2 separate regions of the Homo sapiens genome follow, and region 2 is linked to region 1. Evidence: read pairs that join two places in POLR2A ChIA-PET (ENCODE). Cell type or tissue: OCI-LY7. All regions are shown on one strand. Each heading gives the region's core, and the rest is flanking DNA. Links, peaks and the distances in the headings are about the cores only.

Region 1 (10,898 bases), core at 3,035-7,034:
CAGCCTACTGAGTAGCTGGGACTACAGGTGCATGCCACCATGCCTGGCTAATTTTTGTATTTTTTGTAGGGATGGGGTTTCATCATATTGCCCAGGCTGGTCTCAGTCTCCTGGGCTCAAGCAGTCTCCTGGGCTCAAGCATCTCACCCTCCCAAAGCACTGGGATTACAGGTGTGAGCCACCGTGCCTGGCTGTTTTTGTTATTTAACATCAATGACCTAGTGCTGAGAAAACTTGTTCTCTAAAATCATGGACAATGAGAAGTGTTGCTACCAGAAATTTTTTCAATGAACATGGAACATCCCATTTTACACTTCTAGCATATCTCAATTCAGACTAGCCACACTTCAAGTGCTCAAGAGCCACATCTGGCTTGTGGTTCCATATTGGCCAGCAAATATTTAAACATTCTTATTTTTTCTTTTTAAAATGTCTCTGCCCAAACCAGGCAAGGTGGCTCATACCTGTAATCCCAGCAGTTTGAGAGGTCAAGGTGGGAGAATTACTTGAACCCGCGAGTTTGAGACCGGCCTGGGCAACATAGCAAGAACTCATCTCCACAAAAAATAAAAAATTAGCTGGATGTAGTGGTATAGGCCTATAGTCCCAGCGACTTGGGAGGCTGAGGTGGGAGGACCACTTGAATCCAGGAGGTCGAGGCTGCAGTGAGCCATGATTGCACCACTGTACCCCAGCCTGGGTGACAGAGTGAGACTCTCTATCTCAAAAAAAAAGTCTCTGCCAAGAGAGAAATCTTTGAGTTCATTTCTTCTTCTTTTAGAAAGCCTCCTGCCTTGCAGCAAGTTTGAAACAAAACTTTGACATGTATTTGTAATCAGTGTGTCTGAAAAGTTGCTTTAACTGCTGGTGGGGAGTGGGGTGGGTTCCTGGAAATCTGCCTTTTAACAGCTGCTGCAGGTGATTCTTGTGCACACTTCAATTTCTGGATCACTCTTCTAACTAGTCCGTGTCACATTTACATCCAAGTTGGTGGCCAGCTGTGCATGGTGGACTGGGCCATGGCTGCTATTTTTAGGTAGCCTGGCTTCATAACCAGGTTCTACCATGTATAGTTGTGATCTAAACACATTACTTGACTCAGAGTCTTCATCTTTACTATGGGGATAACATCATTCTACTTCACAGTGTTGTGATAAGACCCATTAAACCCCACTGGTGCATACCTATAGTTTATTTATTTATTTATTTATTTATTTTTTGAGATGGAGTCTCGTTCTGTCACCCAGGGTGAAGTACAGTGGTGTGATCTCAGTCTCACTGCAGCCTCCACTTCCTGGGTTCAAGCAATTCTCCTGTCTCAGCCTCCCGAGTAGTTGGGACTACAGGCGTGCCTGGCTAATTTTTGTATTTTTAGTAGAGATATGGTTTCACCACGTTGGCCAGGGTGGTCTTGAACTCCTGACCCCTGGTGATCTGCCCGCCTCGGCCTCCCAAAGTGCTGGGATTACAGGCATGAGCCACTGCACCTGGCCAACAAACCCACAGTTTAAAAAGTTAGGGTGATAAGGAAAGACACATACTATGACCATCCCTGGGCATCTCCTCATAAGGAAGTGGGGAAAGATTTTTATAGGGTTTGGAGCTTATGCTGAATGATTTGGGAATGGAACAAGGGGAAGCAGGAGCAGCTCTGGATTGAGTGTCACAGTGAAGCAAGGACAGTTTGGCAGTTGTGTTTCTCAGGAATATTTGTTCAGGAGGCAGGAGAAACCAGGGTATCACTTGCATCTGTGGTTTGCATTATGTTGCTATTGGACAGTTCTAGTTTAGATAATCATTGCTAGACTAGAGACCAGGGAGAAAAAAAAGAATGTCTGGTTAAAGATTATCAGAGCCCTTCTAGAATTGGTGAAAGGTCATTAGGCTCCTCCCAAGGCCACACGTAGCTGGATGAGGCTCCTAGAAAGGGATCTTAAAACCATTAAAGTCTCTTAAAAATTTGCTCAGTTGTTTTGTTGGGAATGCAAAGTTCTTCCAGGAAGAAACAGCTATTTATACCAACCACAGCGCTCTACTCCAGCTTATGTTTGGGACAGTTTCTTTCAAAGACTTTAGAGAATCTGATTCCATGGGTTTAAGGAAGGCCTGGAAATTGCATTGTTAAGCAGACCTTCCAATGGGTCCAACTCTGGTGGGTCTCTGAGTTTGAGAATCAGTGACTTTGAAAGTGCTTCTATAGGCTTGGTGACCCACTGCAAAGAACGAAAGAGGTGCCCAAGAGAGGGCATGAAATGGCCCTTTAAGAAAAGCCATCTGCTTCACAGAATGTCATCTGATGAGGGAAGTCAGGGAGAGGATTTAATGTGAGGCCAGGTGTCTACACTGTCCCTGGGGCAGGGTAACTCCCGTAACACTCACCCTTTTAAGCCCACTTCCCTGTGTTAGTGTGTTGAGCTCCTTGGCTCAGGCCTGTGCTCTTCCAATCTTATTGTTCACCTACCCTTTAAGTGTCCAAGAGAGAATACAGTCATGGGTTCTTAGTTTCTGTTTCTGGTTGGACCAGTAAAGCCCCTTCCTCATCCCTCTTTTCTGCTTATCACTAGAGACAGAAACTAAAAACCCTGGCTTCAGGCTGCTAAAAGGCTAAAACAAAACAAAACAGTATTGACATTTCAGAATAAAGCTGTTATATCACTCTTTTAAATAAATCCCTTGAGACCTGCATACTGTCACCATTTTTTTCTTTTTTTCAAGAGACAGGGTCTTGCTATGTTGCCCAGGATGGGCTCCAACTTCTGGCCTCAAGTGATCCTCCTGCCTCAGCCTCCCAAAGTGCTGGGATTATAGGCATAAGCTACCATGCTTGGCCCCATCACAATTTGATACTGATGATGATCCATTTTATTATTTTTTAAATTTTATTATTATTATTTTTTATATTTTATAAAATATAAAATATATTTTTATATTTATTATTTTATTATTTTTTATATTTTATTATTTAAAAAAATTGTTTTAGAGACAGAGTCTCGTACTGTCACCTGGGCTAGAGTACAATGGTGTGATCTTGGCTCACTGAAACCTCTGCCTCCCAGGTTCAAGTGATTCTCCTGCTTCAGCCTCCCAAGTAGCTGGGACTACAGGTGCCTGCCACCATGCCTGGCTAATTTTTGTATTTTTAGTAGAGACCGGGTTTCACTATGTTGGCCAGGCTGGTCTCGAACTCCTGACCTCGTGATCTGCCTGCCTCGGCCTTCCAAAGTGCTGGGATTACAGGTGTGAGCCACTGCGCCTGGCAGATTCATTTTAATACATAGAAACCAGTTTCTCTAATATGACAGAAATTTATATCATTCCTTTTCCATTTGAACTCATTGTCATTCTACTTCACCTGCAGACTTTTATCACAATATAATGTTTTTATAGCTGAAAGTGTTTTAAAACTCCCTTTCATATTCTATGCATTAAAATTGTATATCTAAATGTATATAGTGAATTTTAATTTCCTATGAGCAAAACAACATAAACATAATAAAAATTTTGAGAATTATTTCATTTCCAAAGTAATTTTACTAGAAATACATCTCTTAATGAGGTAGATAGAGCTTTTAAAATACAACTGTGGATAAATAATGTTCATTGGGAGAAAGATATTTATACATGAAAGTGCTAAGGAACGTTTATATTAATATAAACAAGTATGTGGGGATGGATAGAGTTTTATTACAGCAATGTCACTCGATTTTTAAAATTCCTTGAATGATAAAAAATTATACTTGATACATTAGCCAGCAACTTGGTTATGTCTGTCTTTTTTTTTTTTTTTTTTTTTTTTTTTAGCTGGGCATGGTGGCAGGCACCTGTAGTCCCAGCTACTCAGGTGGCTGAAGGGGGAGGATCGCTTGAGCCCTGGAGGTTGAGGCTCAGTGAGCCATGATTGTGCCACTGCACTCCAGCCTGGGTGACAGAGCAAGACCTTGTCTCCAAAACAAGCAAAAAGATTGAAAACCATTTGATTTCTGAAAGGATTTGTTATCTTATCATGAGACTCACTGGCTTTCTCAATGCCACCCAATATTTCCAATTGTCCCTTTGTTTGGGGCCTCTGAGGTGCTTCTTTATCATCTGACAAAAAGAAAGGTAACCTCTCAGTCATCTTGAATCTCTGTCTGGAGGGGAAAGGGCTGTTAAAAAGGAGATACCTGGGTCAGGCGCAGTAGCTCATGCCTGTAATCCCAGCACTTTGGGAGGCTGAGACAGGCAGATCACCTGGGACTAGGAGTTCAAGATCACCCTGGCCTTGAATATGATGAAACCCCATCTCTACTAAAAATACAAAAGTTAGCTGGGCATGGTAGTGTGCGCCTGTAATCCCAGCTACTCAGGAATCTGAGGCATGAGAATTACTTGAACCAGGGAGGTGGAAATTGCACCACTGCACTTCAGCCTGGGTGACAGAGTGGGACTCTGTCTCAAAAAAAAAGAGACACCTGGACCACGGGAGAGTTCACCATCAAATCAAATTAGGAAAGAGTTCTTTTCAAAGTGGAGGATCTAGAATAGTAGGTGGGTCCCTTAAAATGGAATTCCAAGTACCCCTTGGAAAGTCATGCTGTGTTCCCCAGGGGTTCACATACCCCAGGCATTCACACACAGGCATGCTGAGCAGAGCAGGTGCCATGGTTAAGAGCTTGATGTAAAGATAACCTTGACCTCCTGGAGAGGAGGTGGAAGCTGCTTTTCATAACCCAGAGCTGCCTTGCCATTCTGCTTTTTCCCTTTAGAGAGAATGTCTCCTTGGCCTTATTTCCTCTTGTGTAGCAAATTCCTTTCTTAAACTTCTCTGGATATGTCCTTAAGTTTTTATTCAGCCTACATCTAGAGTTTTTTTTTTTTTTGAGACCGGGTCTCACTCTGTTACCCAGGCTGGAATGTAGTGGCACGATCACAGCTCACTGCAGCCTCGACCTTGTGAGCTCAAGCGATCCTCCCATCTCCGCCTCCTGAGTAGCTGAGACCACAGGTACAGACCACCATGCCTGACTAATTTTTGAATTTTTTGTAGAGGTGAGGTCTCATTATGTTGCCTGGGCTGGTCTTAAACTCCTGGGCTCAAGTAAACCTCCAACCTTGGCCTCCCGAAGTGCTGGGATTACAGGCATGAGCCACTGTGCTCAGCCCTACCTCCAATATTTATTTGTTTGAAACATAGTAAAAGTTTGAGGCTCTTTGGGATAAAATGCTTGGGTTCGAATGCATACTTGCTGTTGAAATTTGGATCCATCCCTTCCTTCCTTCCTTCCTTCCTTCCTTCCTTCCTTCCTTTCTCTCTTTCCTTCTTTCTTTCCTTCCTTTTTTCTTTCTTTCGGCAGCAATCCTCCCATCCCAGCCCCCCTGTAGCTGGGACTACAGGCACGTGCCACCACGCCTGACTAATTTTTTGTAGAGATGGGGTTTCACCATGTTGCCCAGGCTGATCTCAAACTCCTGAGCTCAAGCAATCTGCCTGCCTCAGCCTCCCAAAGTGCTGGGATTACAGGCGTGAGCCACCACACCCTGCCTGGAAGTTATTTTCTAAGCCTCAGTCTCCTCTTATGAAAGCTTGTTGTGTTTTGGGGAAGTAGGTGGTTTAATGCAAAGTTCTGAGCATGTGTCAGGAACAGTAAGCACTTGATAAATGTGAGTTATTATTATGGGTATGTGGTCTAAATTTGGTCTATCTTTTAAATCTGCCCAGGACAGGAAATGCTTATAAAATGCTTTGAGACTCAAAAGATAAATCACTGTAATCATCATGCTACTCTGCTCCTTATTAGCCCTATTTTACTGGGGAAGGTTGAGTAAGATAGGCATGTGCTGAGTTAGGGCTGTGGGGAGTGTCAGTGCCTCAGAAACTAAGCAGGGCATCCACAGTGTCTGAGCCCCTCAGCCTAAACTCGGTTTCCATTTTAGCCTCTGCTTCCCTGGCCAAGGCGCTCAACTCCACTCTGTTCACTCCTCCATTCCACCCCAGAGTTGACCTTGGCCCATTGGAAGAGCTCTTGGGCTTGAATCCTACACTGTCACTAATAGTTATTGAGCTTGGGAAAGAAACTTCTCAAAATATATTTCCTCTACCGTAAAACAGGATTAGCAGTACCTCTCTTAGGGCTGTTGAGGGGGTCAAATGAAAGAAGCCTATGGAACTCCTTGAACAGTACCTGGGCATGTATCAGCCCTCCAATTATTCCTGAATGTTACAATTACAGTAGGTAACCATTAGGAAATCTTCTTGTGCCTAATCATGCAAGGAAGATAGGCATGACCCAGGCAGATAAGACGGTTTCACATGTCTTTGCCAAAGCAGGGCCTAGTGCTGGAAGATAAAGCGGGTTTGGCCTGCTTTGGTGAAAGGTTGGTGGGTGCTTGGGAATTTAATCTAGGGCAGTCAGGGCCATTTTGAAATGGAGCTGCTTGTTTATTCAACATTTGGGATTTCACCTTTGTTGACAATAATACTGAGAAACATCATCCTCATCTATGAGGTGAGCTCTTTGGCAGCCATGTTTGTACCATGTGACCTCATCTTTGATTGGACCAGAATAGACACCTTACCTAAACGGGGCCAATCAGGTTTTCCTTTCCAGGGAACTTGGAATTGAGACTCACATGCTCATTCTGGGATCTACCTTTTTTTTTTTTTTTTTTTTTGTGAGACAGAGTCTTGCTCTTTGCCCAGGCTGGAGTGCAGTGGTGTGATCTCGGCTCACTGCAACCTCCGCCCCCCGAGGTTCAAGTAATTCTCCCACCTCAGCCTCCCGAGTAGCTGGGATTACAGGCGCCTGCCACCATGCCTGGCTAATTTTTGTATTTTTAGTAGAGACGGGGTTTCACCATGTTGGCCTGGCTGGTCTTGAACTCCTGACCTCAGGTGATCCTCCTGTCTTGGCCTCCCAAAATGTTGGGATTACAGGTGTGAGCCACTGCACCCGGCTGGGATCTACTTTTGAATGGAAGGGATATGAAAACTGGGTGATAGGGTGTGGTCATCTTCTCCCATATGGATTGAGAGGCAAGGAAAGCCAAGCTGCAGGAGGTGAGCAAATGACATAAAAAAACAGAGGAGGGAGGTGGAAATTGTATGTATCTGAGTTCTTGACAGTTCCCACTTCCTGTTTCAGACTCCTCCTCAGGCCTGAGCACATTCTGACCTTTGGATTTCATGAGACACTTCTGAATCCTTAACAATAAATCCATTTTTGATTGCTTACACTGGATCATGTTGTATGTTAAGCTATTTTGCTCTCAAGTTACAGAAGCCAACTTGAGCCATCTTAAGCAGAGAGAGGAAATTAGTGGAAGGTGCTGGGGGCATCTCATGAGATCTGGGAGGTTTAAACAACCCAATTTTAGGAGGTGCTGGTACAAGGGCAGCCCTGGGTACTTCAGCCACAGATGGGAAAGCCACCTTTCTTCTCACCTGCTGTCATTAAGATGCTTCACCTTTGGGCCTCTCAGTTCAAAACTGCAAATTCATAGGGTAGACAGAAACGCATTGTTCTATGATGAGACAATTAGTAATGAGTAGGGGTAGCTTTAGACAGCAGAGACATAGCTGCTTAAGAGAGTTTAACCATGAGAACAGCACATGACATTATCCAAGGACAGGGAGTGGCACTGATCAGCCAGTCCAAGTGACGTCCTGTACAAGCTGGTTTGCACACTTGTTTACAACTTATTATGAGCAGGAAACTGTGCTTCTCACTGAGAAGGGTGCAAAGATCTGTAAAACAGGGTCTCTAACATCAAAGAATTTATAATCTGTCTACAAATAATCACATTCCAAGGAAGTCTGTGATAACTGCTAGAGGAGATGTACAAGCATAAAGTGCTACAGAAATTTAGAGAAAGGCATACATTTGAGCAGTGGTGACTGTGGCCCAGATGTCAGACCAGGTCATGGTTGGCAAATGGCTTCCAGAACAAAACACTAAATATGCACTTAACATGCCTTGTAATAACAACCAAAAGGAGCATTTATTTAAAATTAAATGTAAAATGCAATAAAGCAGGAATGTGTTTTTGATGGACTAATCCATAGCATGTGAGCCACACTGACATATACAAATGTACCAGGTCAAGAGTGGACACAAACCAATTGTGCCAGGGTTCTGTCTGAATTCTAAGGCAAGTTAATCATATTCCTGTGATCCTTAGTCCCAGCCCTGATTATAAGCCTTTGGTCGGCTTATCTCCCTTGAATTCTCACCCCCATAGTATTTGTACGTGTGCTCTTCTGGGCTCATGGCCCTTTTCACGCTGGTCATTAGAAGGCTCCTTCCAAGGCAAACACATTCTTAATCTGTGCACAGAATACTCCCTCCACATCTTGAATTTTTAAAAAACAATTTATTTTTAATTTCTAAAATGTTAAAATATTTTCAGAGACTGGGTCTCGTCATGTTGCCCAGGCTAGTCTTGAAGTCCTGGACTCAAGTGATCCTCCTGCCTCAGCCCCCCAAGTAGCTAGGATTATAGGTATGAGCCATTGTGCCGAGCTCTCCCTTCAAATCTTTGCCTCAACAAAAACCTGGGTGACTTTATCTGTTTTCGTGGTATCAACTGTCACATATATGGGGATTTTTCTCAACTTAAAAAAAAAATGGCTCATATTTGTCTCCTATGCTTTAGACGTATGCATCCTACTGCCTGACGGAATCTTCTCCTAGGATGGCCCAGAAACTTCCAAATCAATGAGCCTGAGTGGACTCGTGGGCATTACCTGTTCATTCTCTATTCTCTGACCCCTCTATTGCACCCATGCTACATACCCATACTCCAGCCTGGAAGTGCAATTTTATTCTTTTTTAAATAAAAAAATTTTTTTCAGATGGGGTCTCACTCTATCACCCAGGCTGGAGTGCCGTGGTGCAATCTTGGTTCACTGCAACCTCTGCCTCCTGGGCTCAAGCGATCTTCCCACCTCAGCCTCCCCAGTAGCTGGGACTACAGGTGTGTGCCACCATGCCAGCCTAATTTTTCTGTAGTTTTTATAGAGATGGGGTTTCACCATGTTGCCCAGGCTGGTCTTGTACTCCTGGGCCCATGCAATCTGCCTGCCTTGGCCTCCCAAAGTGCTGGGATTACAGGCATGAGCCACTGTGCCCAGCTTGAAATTTTATTCTTATCTCTCTTTTATCTATTATGTCAAATTGATCACCAAGTTGTTATACTTGGTCCTCTCAATATTTCTCCAATTTGTCTCCACCCTTTGCTGCTGCCCCATCAATCCCACGATTGACTTAATGCACAACTATTTTTGCCTCACCGTCTGGGTTAGTTACCTATTGCTGTGTGACAAATTACCCCCCAATTTAACCAGCAAACATATTATCTCATGTGGTTTCTGGGGGTTAGGAATCTGGGAGCACCTTAGTGGGATGGTTCAGCATCAGGGTTGCTTGTGAGGTTACAGTCAAGCTGTCAGCTGGAGCCACCATCGTCTCAAGGCTCGACTGGGGCTGGAGACTCTGCTTCCAAGCTCACTCACATGGTGTGGGCAGGACTCTTTCCTTGCTAGCTGTTGGCTGGAGGCTTCAGTCAGCCTCTGCATAGGTTGTCTGAGTGTCATAACATGGCAGCTGGCTTCTCCTCAAGTGAGTAATGTATACATTTGTGTGTGTGTGTGTGTTTGCGAGAGAGAGAGAGAGAGAGAGAGAGAGAGAGAGAGAGAGAGAGGAAAGTCATAGTTTTTTAAAACCTAATTGCCAACGTTTTCACTTCAGCCATATTCTATTGGTTACATAGAATAAACTTAGTGCATGTGGGAGGGTGTGTGTGAAGACCAGCATGTGAGGATCCTTAGGGGTCACTTTGGGGTTTGGCCACCACAATGTCAATTCACTCTTTTGGTAAAACAATCACTTGATTTTCCTTTGGGAAACAACCCCTCCCACATTGCCAAGCTATAGTATGAGTGGGGCTGCCCCTCCTTCATTTCTGATGTAGGTCCCCATTTATAGCATAGGTCCTGACTGGCTAATGCTGATCAGCGCATCCGTTCTGCTGTGGACTGAATGCTGTGTCCCCTCAAAATTCACATGTTGAAATCCTAATCCACAATATGATGGTATTTGTAGGTGGGGCTTTTGAGATGTAAGTGGGGTTAGATGAGGTCATGAGTGTGGGGCCCTATGGGATTAATGCCCTTAAAAAAGAGGAAGAGGCTGGGCGTGGTGGCTCATACTAGGTGTAATTCCAGCACTTTGGGAGGCCAAGGCAGGAGGATTGCTTGAGCACAGGAGTTTGAGACCAGCCTGGGCAACATAGTGAGACCTCGTCTCTAAAAAACAATAAACAAAATTCGCGGGGCATGGTAGTGTACCCCTGTAGACCAAGCTACTCTGGAGGGTTGGAGTGGGAGGATAGCTTGAGCCTGGGAGGTAGAGGCTTTCTCTCTGTCTTTCTGTGCATGCACCAAAAAAAGCCATGTGAGGCCATAACCAGGAAGAAGGCCCTCACCTACAACCCAACCATGGTGAGACCCTTATCTTAGATTTCCAGCCTCCAGAACCAGTGAGAAATAAATGCTTGTTACTGAAGTCATCCAGTCTATGGTAATTTGTTATAGCAGCCCAAACTGACTGAGATACAGTCGCTCTGGCCTTAGTGATAGACTCAGCGATGAGCAGATAACCCCACAGAAAGCCAGTGACATCAGGAAGTATTTGCTGGAGTTCTGGAAAGGATCTAAGAAGCTTCAACAGAAGCTCCTGGAAGGGACGCACTCTCCTCCTCTGGCCTACGTGGTGTGAGGCCATGAGGCTAGAACTACAGGCATTTTGCCAACGCAAGGTGAACCAGCCTGGGAATGAAGCTGATTCTCAGGGGAAGCAGAGCCGAGAGATGGATGCTGTAGACACCACTTGAACTCTGTATCAAGCCAAGCCCACAGTGTG
Region 2 (10,898 bases), core at 3,284-7,283, 100 kb before region 1:
GTACTATTCACTAGACTACATTGATTGACCCTGTAATTTTCTCTGTCACTTCCCTCTTCTGGACTCCAGCTTATCTTCCTGTTTTATCTTTGACACGTTGGCTGTATATCTCCCATGACTTTTCACTTTGTACCTCATGTTGTAATTATTTGTGTTTGTGTCTTATATATATACACAATATACAGTAGACCGTAAACTCTTAAGGGCGTATGCTTCCTTTACCTCTCAAGGAATCTCGTACATGTAGGTGCCCAATGTATGTGTTGAATAGTCACTGAGTTCCTTAAGAAAGAAGCATGTTAGGAATGAGTTCATAAGCCCTGTCTGGAGGGAAATATCAAATTCTCTCATTAATTTATGATGTTTCTTCTTCATCTTCTCTGTGTTTATCATAATCCCTTTTAACATATTCCAGAATGTTGCCTGAATTAATTAATTAATTATGGCTGGGCACGGTGGCTCACACCTGTAATCCCAGCACTTTGGTAGGCTGAGGCTGGCGGATCACGAGGTCAAGAGATCGAGACCATCCTGGCCAACATGGTGAAACCCTGTCTCTTCTAGAAATAGAAAAATTAGCTGGGCTTGGGGGCGTGTGCCTGTAGTCCCAGCTACTCGGGAGGCTGAGGCAGGAGAATCGCTTGAAGCAGGAAGTTGCAGTGAGCCAAGATTATGCCACTGCACTCCAGCCTTGCGACAGAGTGAGACTCCGTCTCAAAAAAAAAAAAAATTAATTATTTCTCAGGACGTGTCCTCATCTGATTTGCCTGGATTTTATAAAGTTATTCATTTGGTGCCTTTGTCTGAACTTTGCCTAATTTGGATTACTTTTGGAATCTCTATTTGGACGTTTGAAGGACTCTCCTTTATGTTAATTAGTTTAAGCAAACTCCTTGATTCCTGATTTAGGGCCCCACATGCAGGGAACTGGAAGTATGACTGGAGCTAGAACTAGAACATATAGACCTTGGCAGAGGGACTTTGTACAATTAGAAGGTGAGGTAAGGGTATAGGTGGCGGCAGGGGCATGGGGCTAATCAAAGGGAAGGAACAGTGGGCAAGTTCCTACTTCTCATTTTTGCTTGTACCTCACAGTCCCACCTTGACAGCTTACAGGAAGCTTGGGTAATTTATGATGAAGAGGACAGGAGGAATCATGGTTTGGTTATAAATTAGGAGGCTTCCTGGAAGTTACACAAGATGGAGAATATTTGGAGCCAGAAGACAGGATCTTGTTTGGCTTGAGTGTGCACCTCATTGGGGCTGTTAAGCTTCATTAGATGGAGGTGAAGACATGTCCCTGGAATCCTAAACCTGAAACTCAGGGGAAAATACTCAGGTTAGTTTCTGACTAGAAAGGAGGGAAATGGCAGAAACTGGGACCATATGTATGGAGAACCTTAAGGCCTCAGATGTATTAGGGAAGGTCACCTCTTTGGCCCTGCCACTAGGCTATTTTTTTTCCATTCATGAATCCTATAGAAGAGGTAACAATTTCAGGGGAGGGGATGATGGGGTAGAGAGACTTTGTTGTTGTTGAACACTAAGGAAGCAGGAAACTTTAAGCTGTATCCCCAACTTTTACCTAGCTTTTGCTAAACACAGAGTGTGGAAGTGTTAGTTCAGAGAGACTTTCCATGGAAGAGGTGGAGGGTGTCTCTGAGCTATCTGGACCATTTAGGAAGCCTTAACTCAAATCATTGGGTTAATTGAGAAGGTATACCTTATAAGACACAAACCCCCTCTAGTTATCATCCAGTCTTTCTTCTCCCTTCTTTTTCACTCCCTTCCCCAAATAGTTTTGCCCTTATTACGTCCACTTTCTCACTTTTTTTTTTTTTTGAGACAGCATCTCGCTCTGTCACCCAGGCTGGAGTGCAATGGCGCGATCTCAGCTCACTGTAACCTCCGCCTCCCTGCTTCAAGCGATTCTCCTGCCTCAGCCTTCCAAGTAGCTGGGACTACAGGTGTGCACCACCACGCCTGGATAATTTTTGTATTTTTAGTAGAGATGGGGTTTCACCGTGTTGGCCAGGTTAGTCTGGAGCTCCTGACCTCAGGTGATCCGCCCGCCTTGGCCTCCCAAAGTGCTGGGATTACAAGCGTGAGCCACTGCGCCTGGCCTCCCACTTTTAATTCATGTTAAATTTGATATAATCTGCCTTCACCACTCCGATAAAACTGTTCTTGATTAGGTCACCAGTGATTTCCTAGTGGCCAGATCCAGTGGGCCTTTTTCAGTCTTCGTCTTTCTGGGCCTTTGCTGTATCTGCCACTTCTCATGTTTTCCTTGAGTCTCTCTGTCTCTCTCTTGACATCTGTGTTGCACATGCCCCTGGTTTCCATGTACCTTTTGGAGTATCTCTCATAGGCTTTCCTTCCTCAGTATGCCCATTATAAGTTAGCATTCTCCCTAGGATTCTGTCCTTAACTTTCTTCTCAACCTGTCCTCTTTCCTAGGTGAGCTCATCTATTTTGCATGGTTTCAACTGTCACTTACAGGTTGATCACTCCAGGGCTACATCACTCCAGGGCTACATCCCAAGCTCAGAGTGCTCTATAGGGTTTCACATTCATTTCTAATTTGCCTGCTAGACCTTTCTACCAGTTATCCCTCAGGTACCCCAGCTCAACATATTAAAGAATAATCTGAATGAAATTCATTATGTTCCCTGACCAAACCTGCTTATTCACCTGTATTCTTTTTCTCCTGTGGTAGCTTCTACCATTTATGCAGTTACTTAGGCCAAAAACTTAGGCTTTTTTTTTTCCATCTTTTTTTTTTTTTTTTTTTGAGACAGGGTATCACTCTGTCGCCCAGGCTGGAGTGCAGCGGTGCAATCTTGGCTCACTGCAAGCTCTGCTTCCCAGGTTCACACCATTCTCCTGCCTCAGCCTCCCTAGTAGCTGGGACTACAGGCACCCGCCACCATGCCCGGCTAATTTTTTGTATTTTTAGTAGAGACGGGGTTTCACCATGTTAGCCAGGATGGTCTCGAACTCCTGACCTCGTGATCCGCCCGCCTTGGCTTCCCAAAGTGCTCGGATTACAGGCATGAGCCACAGTGCCCAGCCCCAGGCATCATCCTTTATTGTTCTCACTCACCTCATCCTATTAGTTTTTGATATATTCTATAGCATTTGGCACATCACAGGCACTGAATGAATGAATGGATGGATGGATGAAAATGTTTGTTTATTTCATCCAAATTTAATTACAATTAAGTACCTTGGCCTTGGTGAAGCTGAATGCTCCTGGTTACACTAACTTTTGGGAAGGTCATTTGATTTTTGGCCACACTGAAATTATATCAGGAAGACTCTTTTGAAAGATAAATACTTTGTTGGAAGGATTAGTCATTATTAGAAAGGGGTGGATTGGTCACTCTGCTATCTTTTAGGGCTCTCTAAGGAACTGCTGAGAAGTTTGTTTATACAGTTAGAGGTGAGGTGGGTGAAGTCAAATTGTGCTGGCTGGTGGAGTGGGGGTGGGGTTGTCCATGGTGCTCATGGGAGTACAGATAGTGTGTTGGTGAACTTGCCACAATGCTACGGATTTAATGCAAGAAATAGGCAAAGCTTTTCTGCTGGGGGAAGTAATATGCCCCATTTCACTCACTAATGGATGTCCTAATTGTATGCTAGTATTTCTAACATAAAGGCTGAGGATGTGTATTTAACCGTTTTGCCAAGTTTATCTCCCTTTTCTTGCTGTCCAACCCCCTGGAAAAAAAAAAAAGGAAAAAAGGAGAAAGTGACTTAAAGAATCAGGATTTGGGCTGGGTACAGTGGCTCACGCCTGTAATCCCAGCACTTCGGGAGGCCAAGGCAGGCAGATCACATGAGACCAGAAGTTTGAGACCAGCCTGGCCAACATGGTGAAACCCTGTCTCTACTGAAAATACAAAAATTAGTCGGGCTTGGTGGCGCACACCTGTACTTCTAGCTAATCGGGTGGCTGAGGCGTGAGAATCACTTGAACCCGAGAGGCAGAGGTTGCCGTGAGCCGAGATTGCGCCACTGCACCCCAGCCTGAGCGACAGAGCATCTCAGGAAAAAAAAAATAAAGAATCAGGATATCAGGATTTGGAACCAGAGAAGCTCTTCAAGTAGAGATCGTCTGGTCCAGCCCTGCATTTTCAGATGATGATGACAATAATAATGATAGATGGTGATGAATATAATAGTAACTACTATTTTTGATGACTTACTAAGTCACAGGCACTATGCTATGTACTTTATATATATTTCCCCATATAATACTTAAAATATCCCTGTGAGATAGGCATTATTAAGTACCATTTTATAGAAAGGAAATAGAGGTCCGGAAAGCTTGGATAACTACATTGAGGTAAAGAGAATGCTGAAGTAGCTATCACGCAGAGAGATGAAGCAGCCTCCTTGTTCAAGGTCAAGTTTTCCAGTTAAAGGAGAAACACAAGTAGAATCCAAGTCTCTTGACCTTGAGCTCAGTTGAGCACCTATTTTTTGTTTTGACCTGAGAACTCACTTTCTCTGGTCATTTTTGTCTTATTTCTCACTATCCTTTTAATTTCAGTAAAATTGAATGAAATAGAGGGAAGGATGGTTTAGAGTTGGGGTTTTTGGTGAGTTTTTAAAGTTTATTTTTAAATAGGCAGCTTTCCCAGACTGACTGGGAATGTAGCAGAAGGCCTGAGAACCAGGAAGTGACACAGACCTGTTTATACCATCCCACTCCCAGGCCTTTGGAAAACGATCCACAGAGATGGTAAAAAGTAAACATAACTGCATCAGCCAGCTCTCTAGGGTTTGCTATTTTTGACCTGGAGGAGGTGTTTCCTGCATAGCTGTAAGTACTCGGAATACCAAAATTTAGCTCCTAAACATTCTTTGAGTGAAGGTATATAGACAGACAGACATTTTTTGTTACCAGACAGCAGCATTCAGTGACTGTAGGCAGACAAAATTAAGTTTTTTTTCCCTCCTCTCTCTGCCATCCTTTTGGTGAGTTGTTCTTCCATTTCTTTATCTTTCTTTGTAAGTAGCACTGTGCATGCAAAACACTGTCCTGGGAGCTCTAAATTTGTGCATGGGTTCAAGGTCCAACTCAAAGCTTTCTCTTTCACTTCTCCCTACTCCCATCAGAAGTCTTTGTTCCTGTGTCCTCTGTGTTCTCATAGCACTTTTTAAAAAACCTTCTTTGGGGCCCTAGTAACAATTTGACAGTGTTATATAGATAAACATAATTCCTCTCACGTAAGTTGTGAATTCCTTGAGAGTAAGAATTGAACTGTGCCCCAATTCATCTCTATGATCACCCAAGCCTTGCATAGAAGACAGCCAGTAAATATTAGCTGAATTGCAGTATAGTCATTGGAGACACAGAGCCCTAAGAAGTCAGCTTTAGCAAATCGGCTTCCCGGACTTTATTTGCCAACTGGGTATTGAAGCCTGTTCCACTCAGCCCTGATGGGAACCAAGCAGAGAGATGTGATGACACATGAGATATATCTCTAGGGTCTAGGAACCAATTACAGTCGCCTCTGCCAAGCATCTGTTTTGCTACCTGGCCAAAATTTCAGGATTTATATAATCTTTTCCCTCTTGTTTTATACATGCTGTTATTTTGCCATTTTGTATTTTTCTATACAAATTATATCTTGTGAGTTTATCTTTTTTTCTCATTCACTCGAGAAGTATTGTTGAGCACTTGGGGGCAGAGAATTGGTGGTCTCTGCAGGAGTTTATTACCTGCGGAAATGCAGCATACAAAAGTTAAATAACTGTGAGTGGCCTTCGGGGAGGGATATGATTGACTGTCCTATTCCTGGTCCAGGCAGGGATGCTGAGGGTTTGGAAGAGCCTTCCATGCCTTTGGGCTGAACTGAGAAATTCTCCCCAAACTAAGATGGGAACTAAGCTTGACCTTTTATTTGGAAAACAAAAGAGCAGGGAGCCCTATTAGGGAAGCAGGAGGAGGAAAGACTTCCAGGCCTCTTGAATTCCATTTATCTGTAAAATGGGGCTAATTCCACCTATTTAATGAGGTAATGAGTGTGTGTATGTGTATATTCCCTTAGTCTGCCAGAAACTAATATTATTTTAGGATAGTCACAAACAATAGCTGTTTAATTTGGAGGGGAGGTAGTGCTAAGTGCTTTAAAAAATTTTTAGAATTTGATGGGAAAGAATGTGGGAGGCTCACTTGTTTAACCTGTTGGCTGTTCTCTTGTCTAAACTAACATTGTGTTTTGAGCCTAGTCTCAGGCAGTGTTTCCAAACCAGCTGAAACAGTGCCCTTTGGGGAGTCTAGTGGGGGTCAGTCACGGCCTGTTAGAACAGGAAGGGGCTTAGCCAGCATGAATTTGAGCACCCACTGTTTCATACATCGTCCTACATGTCTCACGTTTGTCTTAATTTCACTGCACAGCAACCCAATGAGGTGGGTATCATTTATCCAGTTTACAGACGGCGACTGTACCTAGACCACCCAATTGCCCTAGACCACCCAATTGATAGTATCTGCCATAATTTTTCCATGATACTGGCCTCCCTGAGAGATACATAGTTCAAGTGTTCTGTTTTACTGATGAGAAAACAGGCATGGAAGCAAAGTGCTTGTCCAAGGTTGGCCCCTCAGTCATGTTGAAGCTGGGTTTGGAGAAGGGGTTTCCTACCTTCAGGTCAGGAACTTACGACAGGCTTTGTTCCTGCTCACAGGCACTTTGCCTCCTCCCCCCTCTTTTTCTGTCTGGTCTTATTTGTTCTCTCTTGCCTTCTCTCTTGCATCTTTTCTCCCTTTCTCCCTGGGCCCCTGTATCTCTGCAGTGTGCAGAGGCTGGGTTTTGTTGTTGTTGTTGTTGTTGTTAAGATGTGTTATTTTTTGAAAGCATTTTAGGAACACTGTGTACGGATAGTCCATACAAATGTGCTGATGGATTGATTAAACCCTAAAGGGAAAGTGGACTGTCCTGGGTTTGCTGCAATGCAGAGGGATATGGATGGTAGGGATCCGTCTTGGGAAGATGTAGGGGAATGTGCTGCTCAGTCAGAACAATGAGGATAGAGTTAATGTTGCTTCCTTCCAGTCAGAGCCTGTGTTGACTTACTTTTTAGAGGAAATACTTTTGGGCCCCTCCTATTCCCTAGAAGACATTCCAGTTTTCTTACAGCTGAAAGGTCCTTTGGGGATCATCCAGGTTCACCCCTGAGACAGAAAGACTCACTGACTTGCCTGAGGCCAAACCGCTTTTCAGTGGCTAGGACCTAGGCTGTCCCTCCTGTCCTGTGATCAGGTCCCTGCTGCAGTCATCCTGCTGTTAGGTGCTAGAGACTTGTTAAAGAGAAGACTTAGGTGGGGTGGTAGTGTGTCTGCTGGCTTTCCTGTTGTCTGAAGTTGGGGAAAGCGTGTTGCCCAGATGATGTGAGCAATTCTGGGGGTGGAAGACAAGGGCGCAGGGAATATCAAAGCAATTCAAAAAAACCTCTGACACTGTGTAATGGCTTAGGTGGCTTAAGAGGAAAGCTGAGGGTAATGTTTGTGATTTGGAGGCTGTGTGATTTTAACAGGAGTTTGATGTTTGCCTTTTCAAGTAGGAGCTGGAGATTAAAGGAAATGGATAAGTTAATATTCTGGCCTGAAAGGATGTCAGAGTCCGGTAAAATATGTGGCTGTCGAAGCACTCAAGTGTTAGTGGCAAAAAGGAAAGGGGAAGATATAGAAGTTAGTAGGACTGGAAGAATCCATTGATCCACAATGGGAGAAGATAGAAGGCATCTATAAATAACTGAATTTTGGGGGGTAGGAGGCATTAAGGTCCAATAAGTGTTTAGATATGTTTTGATACTGTAGCCTGGCCATTTCAGGGTGAGTAGGAGTACAGAGGGGAGATGTTGCAGGGAAGAAAGAGAGGTTAAGGAAGGGCCTGGGCAGCTTTGGCTGTATTAGTCATTTCTCTTACTTATCACACCCCTCTGGGGAACTTTGGACTTCAAAGTGTTAGGACTTGTTATCATTACAACCTGAAATGTAATTAGCGGGTTAATTTCTGTTCATGTTTCTGGAACTGTTCTTTGTCCTTTCTCATCATGTGGCAGGATCAAGGTTGGTGAACATAGTTAATTAAAGGAATAAACTCTGTTGTTCTGGACTCTCACCACTACTACCATTATCCTCTGTCTAGATTAGTCTGAGGCAAGAAAAGGATTTATGTTGGTTTTATCATCCCAGTTCCCTCTCTTAACTAATGGACAGAGGAGCCATGGTTTAGGAAAAAATTTGTTCTAAAAATTACATGTAGAGGTCGAGACAGGCAGATCACTTGAGGTCAGGAGTTAGAGACCAGCTTGATTGACATGGCAAAACCCTGTCTCTACTAAAAATACAAAAATTAGCCAGTCATGGTGGCGTGCGCCTGTAGTCCCAGCTACTCAGGAGGCTGAGGCACGAGAATCACTTGAAGCCAGGAGGCAAAGGCTGCCGTGACCCAAGATTGTGCCACTCCCACTGCACTCCAGCCTGGGCAACAGAGTGAGACTCTGTCTCGGAAAAAATAAATAAATAAATAAATAAAAATAAAAATTACATGTAAACGGAGTCTGACTTTACCCACGCAGCACCTGGGAGCCACGCTTGACTGAATCAGACCCCTCTTGCCTTTAGGAGAAGTGTTTGATAGTGTTTGATAGTGTGAGATGACCTTGCACCTTCAGCAGGACTATGGCATTCTCAGCAGGGGTGGGCCCCAGGCACGTGGACTGAGGAGATCTGGGCCCTGGCTGTTTCCTGGCTGGCCCTAGCTGCTGCTGCTGTTGCCTCCCAAGGCCAGAGCCATTTTTGAAGGTGACTCCAGGGCACCTTTAAACTTATTAGCAGGCTCTTGGGTTAACTTGGAAGCATCTGTGGCAACAACAAGCAAGTAAACCATGTGAACTTTGGGCTTGTGTTGCAGGCCCTTACCAGAAGCCCACCGTGCGTGTCATCATTTCTCAGCCCTCTGCTGTCTTGGCTTCTGGCTAAGACAATAAACATAAGCCCCAGGTGTTTCTAGTTTACAAAGCATTTCCTCATATTTTGTTCCTTTTGAGCCTCAACAGAGTCTACGGAGATAGTCAAAGCAAGTAACAGCCCCATTTTACAAATGAGGAAACAGGGGCAGAGATGAAGTAAGTGACTTCCTCAAGGTCAGAGCTGTGGCTTGAGGGCAGTTTTCTTCCTCATTGGAGGAACTTACGGACAGGAAGTGAGTGTCCACGACATCACATTCAGTAGGGCAGTCACCCAGCTGTTGATATTCTAGGTTTACAGAGGTGGGAGAGGCTGCCCTTTTGGGGCTGACGGTCGAGCTGAGGCCTCCTGCTACCACCAGGTGTTGGGGCAGCAGCACTAGTTCCCAAGAAATAAAATCAGAACGGTGACTCTCCTTACCTGTGTTTTGAAGAGGAAAGCCGGCTATTGGGGTAAGAGATGGATTACAGCAAGAGAAGGGTAGAAGCGGTGAAGAATTCTGTGGCCTTAGAGCCTTTTTCAGATGTGGAAACAGAAGGCAGAGAGCCTTCATGACCAGCTCCCTGGCTGGTGGCGGAGGTGGGACTGAGTCATTGAGGCCCTCTCCTCTGTCTCAGCTCTAAGTTCAGATGTGATATTCCTTGTGAGGATGGCCGAGTGCTAGTTTTGAACTTGATGCTTAGTTCTAGGTTCCTCTTCAGTGATAATTTTTTTTAATTAGGAGGAGTAGTCACTAACATGCCAAAGGAATACTGAAGTGAAATGGATTCTTTTTGTTTAAACAAAGTTTTAGCCTCAGTATTTCTCTAGGGATAATGAATACCTAGTGAAACTTTTTTTTTTTTTTTTTTTTGCTTGGTGTACTAAAGCCACAATCCAAGGACAAGTCTTGTTTTTTTAAATTCTATATTCAAGGCAGATTATTTCTTAAAATGATTAGATTTATACTGTGGCCCTTTCTCCACAGTAGCTGGGTTCTCCCATTCTGGGCAATACTTTGGAGATTTAGGGGTTAGCTTTCCTCTGTTTTATTTCTGAAGCAGTAACCCTTGGCCTAGCCTTACATATAAACACCCCACTGACTACCTTCTATTTATCTTTTCTTTGCAAAGCCCTCATTTCCATCACCCCGTCTGTTCTGCACCTGTCCCGTCTTAGGCTTCAGGATGGAATTGGTTCCTCGACTCAGGTAGCTGCTTAAGCAGTAAGGGAGGAGCCAGCTATTCCTGCAAAGCAAAACCAAAAACAAACAAAAAACCTAAAACTGATCAGGAACTCATACATGTACATCTTGTCTGCTCCATTTCCATACCGGCTCCTCCCCACAGTATTCATGATTTTGGCAGACCTTTGCTACCTGCCTGTCAGATGCCAGGCCTTGTGCTGGCTATTGAAGATTCCGAGTTGAGTAATTCACTGTCCCTGCCTTCAAGGAAGTCTCAGCCTGGTGTGGTGAGACAGATAAACAAATAGATACAATAACCTGTTAAAGGTACAGTCATAGCAGGGTAAGAAGGGGTCATTTCTACGTTGGAGGTGGGTGTGGTGTGAAGTGTCAGGAAAGAATTCCTCTAGATGACCCTTGTGCTGAGCCCCTAAAATGACTCTATTCCTGGTAGAGGGAGCAATTAGGTTTTTGGGATTTGTTTTAATGGCAGTTTGTTGAGAGAGGAGACAAGTGGTCTATAGGAAGGCCTTGCTACATTAACTTAACATTTTGTTTGAATAGATAATACATGTACAAAGTACAACACTCAATATAGTAAAAGGGAATATATGCAGTTAAAAATTTTTTTTCTCCTTCCCCGTTAACCACTCAGTTCCCCTCCCTGAAGGCGACCATTAGTTACCAATTTCTTTTTTTTTTTTTTTTTTGGTGTGTGTGTGTGTGTGTGTGTGAAACAGAGTC

The links. ChIA-PET counts read pairs that join two places held together with the same protein. Peaks named below come from ENCODE experiments on the same cell type or tissue, not always from the same donor. Only the 100,000 strongest peaks of a DNase experiment are listed, where the experiment ranks them.
Region 2: POLR2A ChIA-PET joins it to region 1 with 6 read pairs; 9 of 35 experiments call an interaction of 5 or more read pairs at or near these places.

What each region holds. Positions count from the first base shown.
Region 1 is chr14:69,748,358-69,759,255 of GRCh38, forward strand. No RefSeq gene overlaps it. Among named protein-coding and RNA genes, the nearest start is that of SRSF5, 13 kb to the right of the region's middle. In OCI-LY7, for the core only: no CTCF peak of the experiment used is centred there; no DNase peak of the experiment used is centred there.
Region 2 is chr14:69,643,926-69,654,823 of GRCh38, forward strand. The region is part of intron 1 of SUSD6 (sushi domain containing 6); the gene reads left to right. Among named protein-coding and RNA genes, the nearest start is that of SUSD6, 38 kb to the left of the region's middle. In OCI-LY7, for the core only: no CTCF peak of the experiment used is centred there; a DNase peak (open chromatin) is centred at 5,076; H3K4me3 peaks cover 1,308 bases; H3K27ac peaks cover 2,001 bases.